Regions from separate parts of the Homo sapiens genome. Here region 1 is linked to region 2. The links are chromatin contacts, found by Hi-C or POLR2A ChIA-PET in ENCODE. All regions are on one chromosome and are shown on one strand. Each heading gives the region's core, a stretch centred on a gene start or an enhancer-like site at or near the end of the contact. The rest is flanking DNA. Distances are from core to core; before and after follow the strand shown. Region 1 holds the start of CBX7 (chromobox 7). Region 2 holds the start of APOBEC3H (apolipoprotein B mRNA editing enzyme catalytic subunit 3H).

What was found. Hi-C counts contacts between places; a loop is a spot of excess contacts on that map. ChIA-PET counts read pairs that join two places held with the same protein, here RNA polymerase II (POLR2A). Pooled maps may share reads with other maps.
Region 1: a loop to region 2 is called in a pooled map, with 2.7 times the contacts of the local background. The contact joins the promoter of CBX7 here to the promoter of APOBEC3H in region 2. A Hi-C loop is called at or near these places in 1 of 168 maps with a recorded cell type or tissue (CD8-positive, alpha-beta T cell), 3 of 37 single-sample maps with no recorded cell type and 12 of 50 pooled maps. POLR2A ChIA-PET finds 5 or more read pairs at or near these places in 11 of 52 experiments (B cell, CD4-positive, alpha-beta memory T cell, GM12878 and 8 more).

What each region holds. Positions count from the first base shown.
Region 1 is chr22:39,151,299-39,154,800 of GRCh38, forward strand. It overlaps CBX7 (chromobox 7), which reads right to left and starts at 1,382. Exons shown (of 6, transcript NM_175709.5): 1 at 1,078-1,382. The coding sequence starts at 1,146. RefSeq lists an enhancer at 960-1,541 and silencers at 999-1,048, 1,119-1,688.
Region 2 is chr22:39,095,505-39,098,977 of GRCh38, forward strand. It overlaps APOBEC3H (apolipoprotein B mRNA editing enzyme catalytic subunit 3H), which reads left to right and starts at 1,740. Exons shown (of 5, transcript NM_181773.5): 1 at 1,740-1,839. RefSeq lists enhancers at 862-2,061, 1,384-2,271, 1,602-1,941, 2,272-3,158.

The DNA.
Region 1 (3,502 bases), core at 132-2,631, 55 kb after region 2:
AGGAAGAAAAGATGCTCCTGACCACCTTGACCTTCACCCTTGGCCCGAGATGCCAGGACTGAGTTTTCTCTATGGAGAAAGAAGATGGGCTGCCAATCAGCCCAGTTGAGCTCCTGCTCTACCTCCCTATCTAACTTGCTCGGTGACCTTGAGCAGGTCACTTCCTCTGCCTGGGCCTCAGTTTTTGTCTCTGTTAAATGGGAGGAGGTGACCCCCTAAGGCCCCTCCCAGTCGGCCTGGAGCCTCCCAAAGGGCTGCAGGGAGGAGGAGACAAAGGAAGGACAGTAGTGCGTACCAGGAAAGGAACTTCTCCCCAAGGATTTCCCCAGCCTTAGGCGAGCCCCCTCGCCAAACAAGTGCACGGGAGGTGTAGACGCCAGGCCCGGACAAAGTCTAGCCCCAAAGTGTGGGGTTCTGAAACCAGCAGAACAGACACCTCCTTAAATTGCAGGGTGTATGTTTTGAAGAAGGCAGATGGGGTAGGAGACTAGGGGATGCCCCAGCGCAGGGGGCGGGCTTCAGAGCCCTGGCCTGGGCTAGGAGTTGAGGTGGGGGTGGGGGCGGGGAATAGGGATGTGCTCGGGTGGCGTAGAGGGGGCAGGATCGGAAAAGGCCAAAGTCCAGCAGGAAAAACTTCAGAGGCCGGAGGAGACTTTTCCAAAGCTCCACTTACAACTTGAAAGGATTTGGTGCCAAGCGTCCAGAGTCCCGAGTTCAAAACCCAGCTCTGACCATAACGCGCTAGGCAAGTCCTTTCAACTTGGGCCTCAGTCTCCCCATATTTACAATAAAAGGGGAGCGAGGTGGGATGGCGCTGAGGATCCCTACGTCCGATCCTAATCTCCAGCTCAGGCAGGCTCGGCCGCCACTAGCATCCTGGAGCGACAACTTTTGTTCTACTCGCCCTACACGGTGGCAGGGAAACTGAGGCACGGGCTGGGGAGACGGGCCCAGCAGCGCAGGGCTGCCGGGGCCCCCGCGCCCCGCTTTCCCCTTCAGCCCCAGCGTGGAGGGAGCGGTGCTGGGGACGGGAGGGACCCCACTGGGGTCCTGGGAGCCGCCCCCGGGCAGCCTCACCTTCCGCACGCGCTTCTTCCGGATGCTCTCCACGGCGAACACCTGCTCGCCGATGGCTGACAGCTCCATGCGGGGCGGCGGGCGAGCGGGCCCGGGGCCGGGCCGGGCCGGGGGCGGAGCTGCGGGGCCGCGGCTGCGGCGCGCGATGCTGGGGCTGGCGGGGTCCCCGTCACCCTCGTCCGGGCGCGCACGCGCACGCGCACGCGCGCACACCCCCTCGCGCTCCCTCACGCCGCCGACGTTCCATTTTTGAACCTGCGCAACGTTTTCCTCGGCGCCAGCGAGCGAGCGCGCGCAAGGAGGGGGCGGGGCGGGAGCGCGCGGAACGGCCGCGGGCTCGGCTCGCGCCCTGAGGGTCAGCTCCGCCCCCGAGCCCCGCCCCCATCGGAACCCCGCCCCCGGGGCCCGCCCCCGCGGGTTGCGATTGGGCCGCGGGCCGCGAGCCGCGAGCGCTGCCGTGGGACTTATTTGGCTCGGTCACCGGCTGGGGCGGGGCGGAGGCTCGCGCGCCCCGTCTTGCTGTGACGCCGGGGCGGGACGTGATCCTTAATACCCAGGCGGGCGCCTCATAGCCTCCCGGTGACTGCCAGGGGCCGAAGTGGCAGGGCCCAGTGGAGCCGACGACAAAGTCAAGGCTCAGAGCGGGGAGGCCATTTGCTCACCTCCCGCAGCGGAGGAGACTGGGCCCGAGGCGCAGCCCCTCGAGTTGCAGGAGAGCCGGGACCCAAAAGGCTTCCCACCGTGTCCGGACGTCGCAGGGCCGAGGTCTCCCTAATCCGGCCTTCTCCGCGGCGCAGTTTGGCCAGTGTCTCCACGTCCGTCCACCCACCCCTCCATCCGCCCTTCCATTTGTCCATCCACCCGACCCTCGGTGGTCGGTGCCCAGACGCACGGGTCAGACGCGGGCGCTGCCTCGAGGGCTCCCGGGCCGGGCCCTCGTTCGCGGCAGGAGCGGCCGCGGTGGAGCTGAGGTCCCCCGGGGACGGATTTTGCCGCCGCGCTGCCCCAGCCTTCCCCAAACCCGCGTGTACTGGGCGCTAGGTGCTTAGTGGGGGCTCAACCATTTGTGGCACGAGACGAACTCTTGATTCCCCACCCCCCTTCCTTTTTCGCTAACGCGCCTCCATTCCTCACTGGGAGCCCGGCGTCGTCCCTGCTCCTTCCTGTACTGACCCCAACTTCTGTCGCTCCGGCATCCCCTCGGGGACTCGGGTCTGCCTGCCCTCACCGCACCCACCTCCCAGGTTCGCCCCGTCTTTTCTCTGGACCACAGCAGAGACCTCGCGGAGCTGCCCTCCCTCCGATCTCAGCCACACAGTGCCAGAGTGTGCTTCTAAAATGCAGATCTGACGGGGTCACCCTGTGCTTAAAAATTTTCCTCCCTATTTCCCTCACAATAAAATCCAACACCTCTTTCTGGCACATAGAAAAAGAGAATAATAGATTCACACCTGACTTTTCATCAAGAGCAACAAAGCCAGAGAGAAAATAACCATCATCTTAGAATTATATATTCAGTGAAAATGTATTTCAAGAATTATGTACCCAGTATGAGGCACATGTATCCAGAACGTAGGTGAAATCATAGCACTTACAAATACAAAAACTTAAGAGTTTGCCACTGGTAGACCCTCCGGAGGGAGATTCCAAAGCTGGAACTTCAGGCAGGAAAAAGATGATCCCAGACGGAGGTCTGATGCAACTGGGAATAAAGAAAAATGAAGAACAGCGATAGTGTGAAACAATAACAATGACTTCTGGATAAAAACAGATTTAAAATACACAACAGTGATGGCATTTACTTGGGTGAATGGAGTTAAAGTGTTCTAAGATCCTTATATTCTTCAGGAGGAAGGTGAAGATAGATACCAAATACACTTTGACGAATTTAAGAATCCAGATTGTCATTACTGGGATAAACACTGTAGGACTGGAAATACTGTGTATAGTTATCCAAATTATTGGAGGAGGAAAAAGAATGATTAAACCAACCCAAACAACTGTAAAGCAGGCAAGAATGGAGAGAAAAATAAATACAAGACGGGGCAGGGAGGGGACAAATAGACGATAGCTATAAATTCGAATATTTTGTGATTCAATAAATGCAACTAAATATTGCAGTTAAAATACAAAGATTATCAGAATGCATAAATAGCTAGATGCAGTTTACAAGAGAAACCCACAAGAGACACTTCCAAAACATAAAGCTAGTGATGGTCAAAAGTAAACACATGGGGGGAAAATACCACGCAAATGCTAACGAAAAGAAGGCTGGTGCAGTTATTTTAATATCGAGGGAAAAACATCACTAGAGATAAATAAGGTCATTTCATAATGAAAAGTGTCCAATTCACCAGAAAAATAGAACAATTTCACATTTGTATGCAAATCATCTTAAAATATAAGAAACATGAAGAAGACAGCT
Region 2 (3,473 bases), core at 490-2,989:
AGGGACAAGCTGGGCAAGGTTCAATGGGACTCCTTGGTGTGGAACCTAGACTCCGCAGTGACTGCCCCTAGTCCTCGCCCTTGGGATTCAACTTTCCTAGGGGTTCTTTGGTTTTTCTTTTTCTTTTCTTTTAGACAGAGTCCCGTTCTTGTCGACCAGGCTAGAGTGCAGTGGCACAATCTCGGCTCGCTGCAACCTCTGCCTCCCAGGTTCGAATGATTCCCCTGCTTCAGACTCCTGAGTAGCTGGGATTACAGATGCCCGCCACCACGCCTGGCTAATTTTTGTATTTTTAGTAGAGACGAGGTTTCACCGTGTTGCCCAGGCTGGTCTCGAACTCCTGACCTCAGGTCATCAGCCTGCCTGAGCCTCCCGAAGTGCTGGGATTACAGGCGTGAGCCACAGCACCTGGCCTGGCTCTTTGGTGTTTATGATCTGAAGGGTGTTGGTTGATATGCATGAAGACGAGGACATGGGTTCCAGAATGCAAATGTGAAGTCCAGGTCCTTCATCTCTGACCTGGGAGGCCCTTTAGGAGCAGTAAGTCCCCTCCCTCGTGTCTCCTCTCCTGCTCCTTTCCATGGAGCAATGAAGAACCTCAAAGTAGCTAGCTGTGGGGGAGAAGGGACACAGGAAGTCCTGGCCAGCACTCCAGCTCTGCTGTTGATTTGCTGTGTGACGTGGGGACAGTATCTTAGCCTCTCTGTGCTTGGGACCTCCTCTGACTGTCAGGATCACTGCCCTCCCCTCCCAGTGCTATCTGGGGACTGGGCTAGATAATGGGCACTGGATCCGCTGGAGATGCAGTCCTGAGCCTGACCCCAGTGCTCATTTCACATCAGGCTCAGGGTCCTGCCAGGAGGCTGAATGCCAAAGGTCAGTGGGGTGGTGGGGAGGGGGCTGCAGCCTGCCCTGTCCACCAGGGGAGTGGCATCTGGTCTATGGTGTCAGCCCTGGTCTGGATCCCTGCTCCTTTCTGTGGCTTCTATTCCTTTCATTTATTTTAGTTTAGTTTAGTTTTTGAGACGGAGTTTTGTTCTTATTGCCCAGGCTGGAGTGCGGTTGGCCAGGTTGATTTTGAACTCCTGACTTCAGGCAATCCACCTGCCTCAGCCTCCCAAAGTGCTGGGATAACAGGCACCGTGACCAGCCATCAATTCCTTTCTTTTTTCTTTCTTTTTTATTTTTATTTATTTATTTATTTTTTGAGACAGGGTCTCGTTCTGTTGCCAGGGTGGAGTGCAGTGGTGCGACGTCGGCTCACTGCAACCTCTGCCTCCAAGGTTCAAGCAATTTCCCTGCCTCAGCCTCCCAAGCAGCTGGAACTACAGGCGCAGGCCACCAAACCTGGCTAATTTTTTGTATTTTAGCAGAGACGGGGTTTCACCATGTTGGCCAGGATGGTCTTCATCTCCTTACCTTGTAATTTGCCCACCTCAGCCTCCCAAAGTGTTCGGATTACAGGTGTGAGCCACCGCATCTGGCCTTTGTTCTTTTGTAAACTATACCTGGGGAGGGAGTTGAGTCTGGCTGTACCTGGAGAGGGAATTGGGGGTGGGAGGATGGGAGGTGAGCCACCTCCATCAGACTTCCCCTGCCAAGCCCGAGGAAATAGAGAAAGAAAGGAGCCTGAGGGATCTGAAGCACCCCAGGGCCCTCCCACTCCAGTCCCACAAAAGGAAGAGGGTGGAGCCACCCTCATCAAGCAGTGACTTTTTGTGACTTTTGGGAGAGCTGACCTTTTGTGACTTTTGGGAGAGCTGCCAAAAGTGAAACTTAGTGCCTCAGACAAGCAGGGGCAAGTCTGCTAAGGAAGCTGTGGCCAGAAGCACAGATCAGGTACTGCCGCCCACTCTGTCCACTGGGCCCTCTGCTGCCACTTCCTGCCTGGCAGCCCTTCTGTGCCTCAGCCCTGGCCTCCCGCTGCCCCAGCCCCAGCCCTGGGCTCCTTCTCCTCTGGCTCCCCTGCCATCCCCACTCCCACCCAGGCTCTTTGCCCTGCTGTGTGGTCACCCCACTGCTGCTTCTGAACGGGCCGCCTCCCCGGCCTGCACCAGCCCAAGACCCCTGCTGAGACTCTCCCCTAAGAGTCATGGCTGGGCTAGTGCTCCCCACCTTGGGAGGGTGCTCTCTCTGTGTGCTTCCTGCCATTCCTGGGCTCTGGAACTGGGAGAACTGAACTAAAGGATGATGGGAGCAATCTGGAATTTTGTTCACAGTGCTTTGATGAACTTTGTGTAAGATTACTTTGTTTCAATACAAAGTCTTAGGAGAGGGTGTGGGGAGGCAATGATCTCTGAAGCACAAGGCAAATCATCTCTTCCAAGGATGTCTCCACTGTGGGCAGAGGAGGATGCAGATGACCCTGAACACACACTCCTCCTCCATGATCAGTATTCACATTCACCGTTTATAATGACACCAGTAACACGGAATATACGGAAAAACTCAATGATCAGGAGAAATGCTTTTATTTTAAAATTTAGGAAGAAGAGAGCCTGGTTCCCAAAGGCTCCCTCCTGCAGGGCCCGTGATGCAGAGGCTGGCAGGGCTGGCCAGGAAAGTGGCCCAGCTCCATGGCCTGGGCAGGTTACCCCACCTCTCTGCACCTCTGGCCCCTCCTCTGTAAGATGAGAATGGCCCCTGCAGGCCTAGGGCAGCCTCACGTGAGCTCAGATCCTCTCAGCACTTAGAAGAGTGGCCTGGGCCTGGGGATGGAAGTGCTACCCTGATTTTTTGTTTCGTTTTGTTTTTTTGAGAAGGGGTGTCTCAGTCTGTTGCCCAGGCTGGAGCGCAATCTCGGCTCACTACAAGCTCCACCTCCTGGGTTCACGCCATTTTCCTGCCTGGCCAGGCAAAATGGCTCATGCCTGTAATCCCAACACTTTGGGAAGCTGAGAGGGGAGGATCATCACTAAAGGCCAGGAGTTCCAAACCAGCCTGGGCAACACAGGGAGACCCCCTTATCTACTAAAACTAAAAAAATAAAATAAAATAACATGAATAGGTAAAATGCCAGGAATTAATTGAACTGAAATATTAAGAGCTCTTATTTTGAAGGGGAGAATTTTATTCACTTTTCTTATTTTTAATGGGTTAGAGGATGGGTGGCAGAAATACTGGGAGGATGGGAGATCCATCCCTGGAAAGACCAGAGCTAGGGCCCTGAGCTGGGAGAGGTCACCCCGGCCCTGCTGCCCCTGCCAGCATCTCCTTCTCTTCTCCTCTCCCTGGTCTTCCTGCTTGGGAAAGCTGCAGAAATTCTCAGGACTTGGAGGCTTGAAATGCTCAGGGGTTTTCCAGAAAGCAGAATAGAAAGTAGATGGGCAACCATCAATCAGACAGGCCAAAGAAAAGGAGCTCAGGCCCTCGGGGAGACAGGAGGTGAGCGCATGGGTCACAATCCTGGCGGGGCGCGGTGGCTCACGCCTATAATCCCAGCACTTTGGGAGGCCGAGGTGGGTGGATCACCT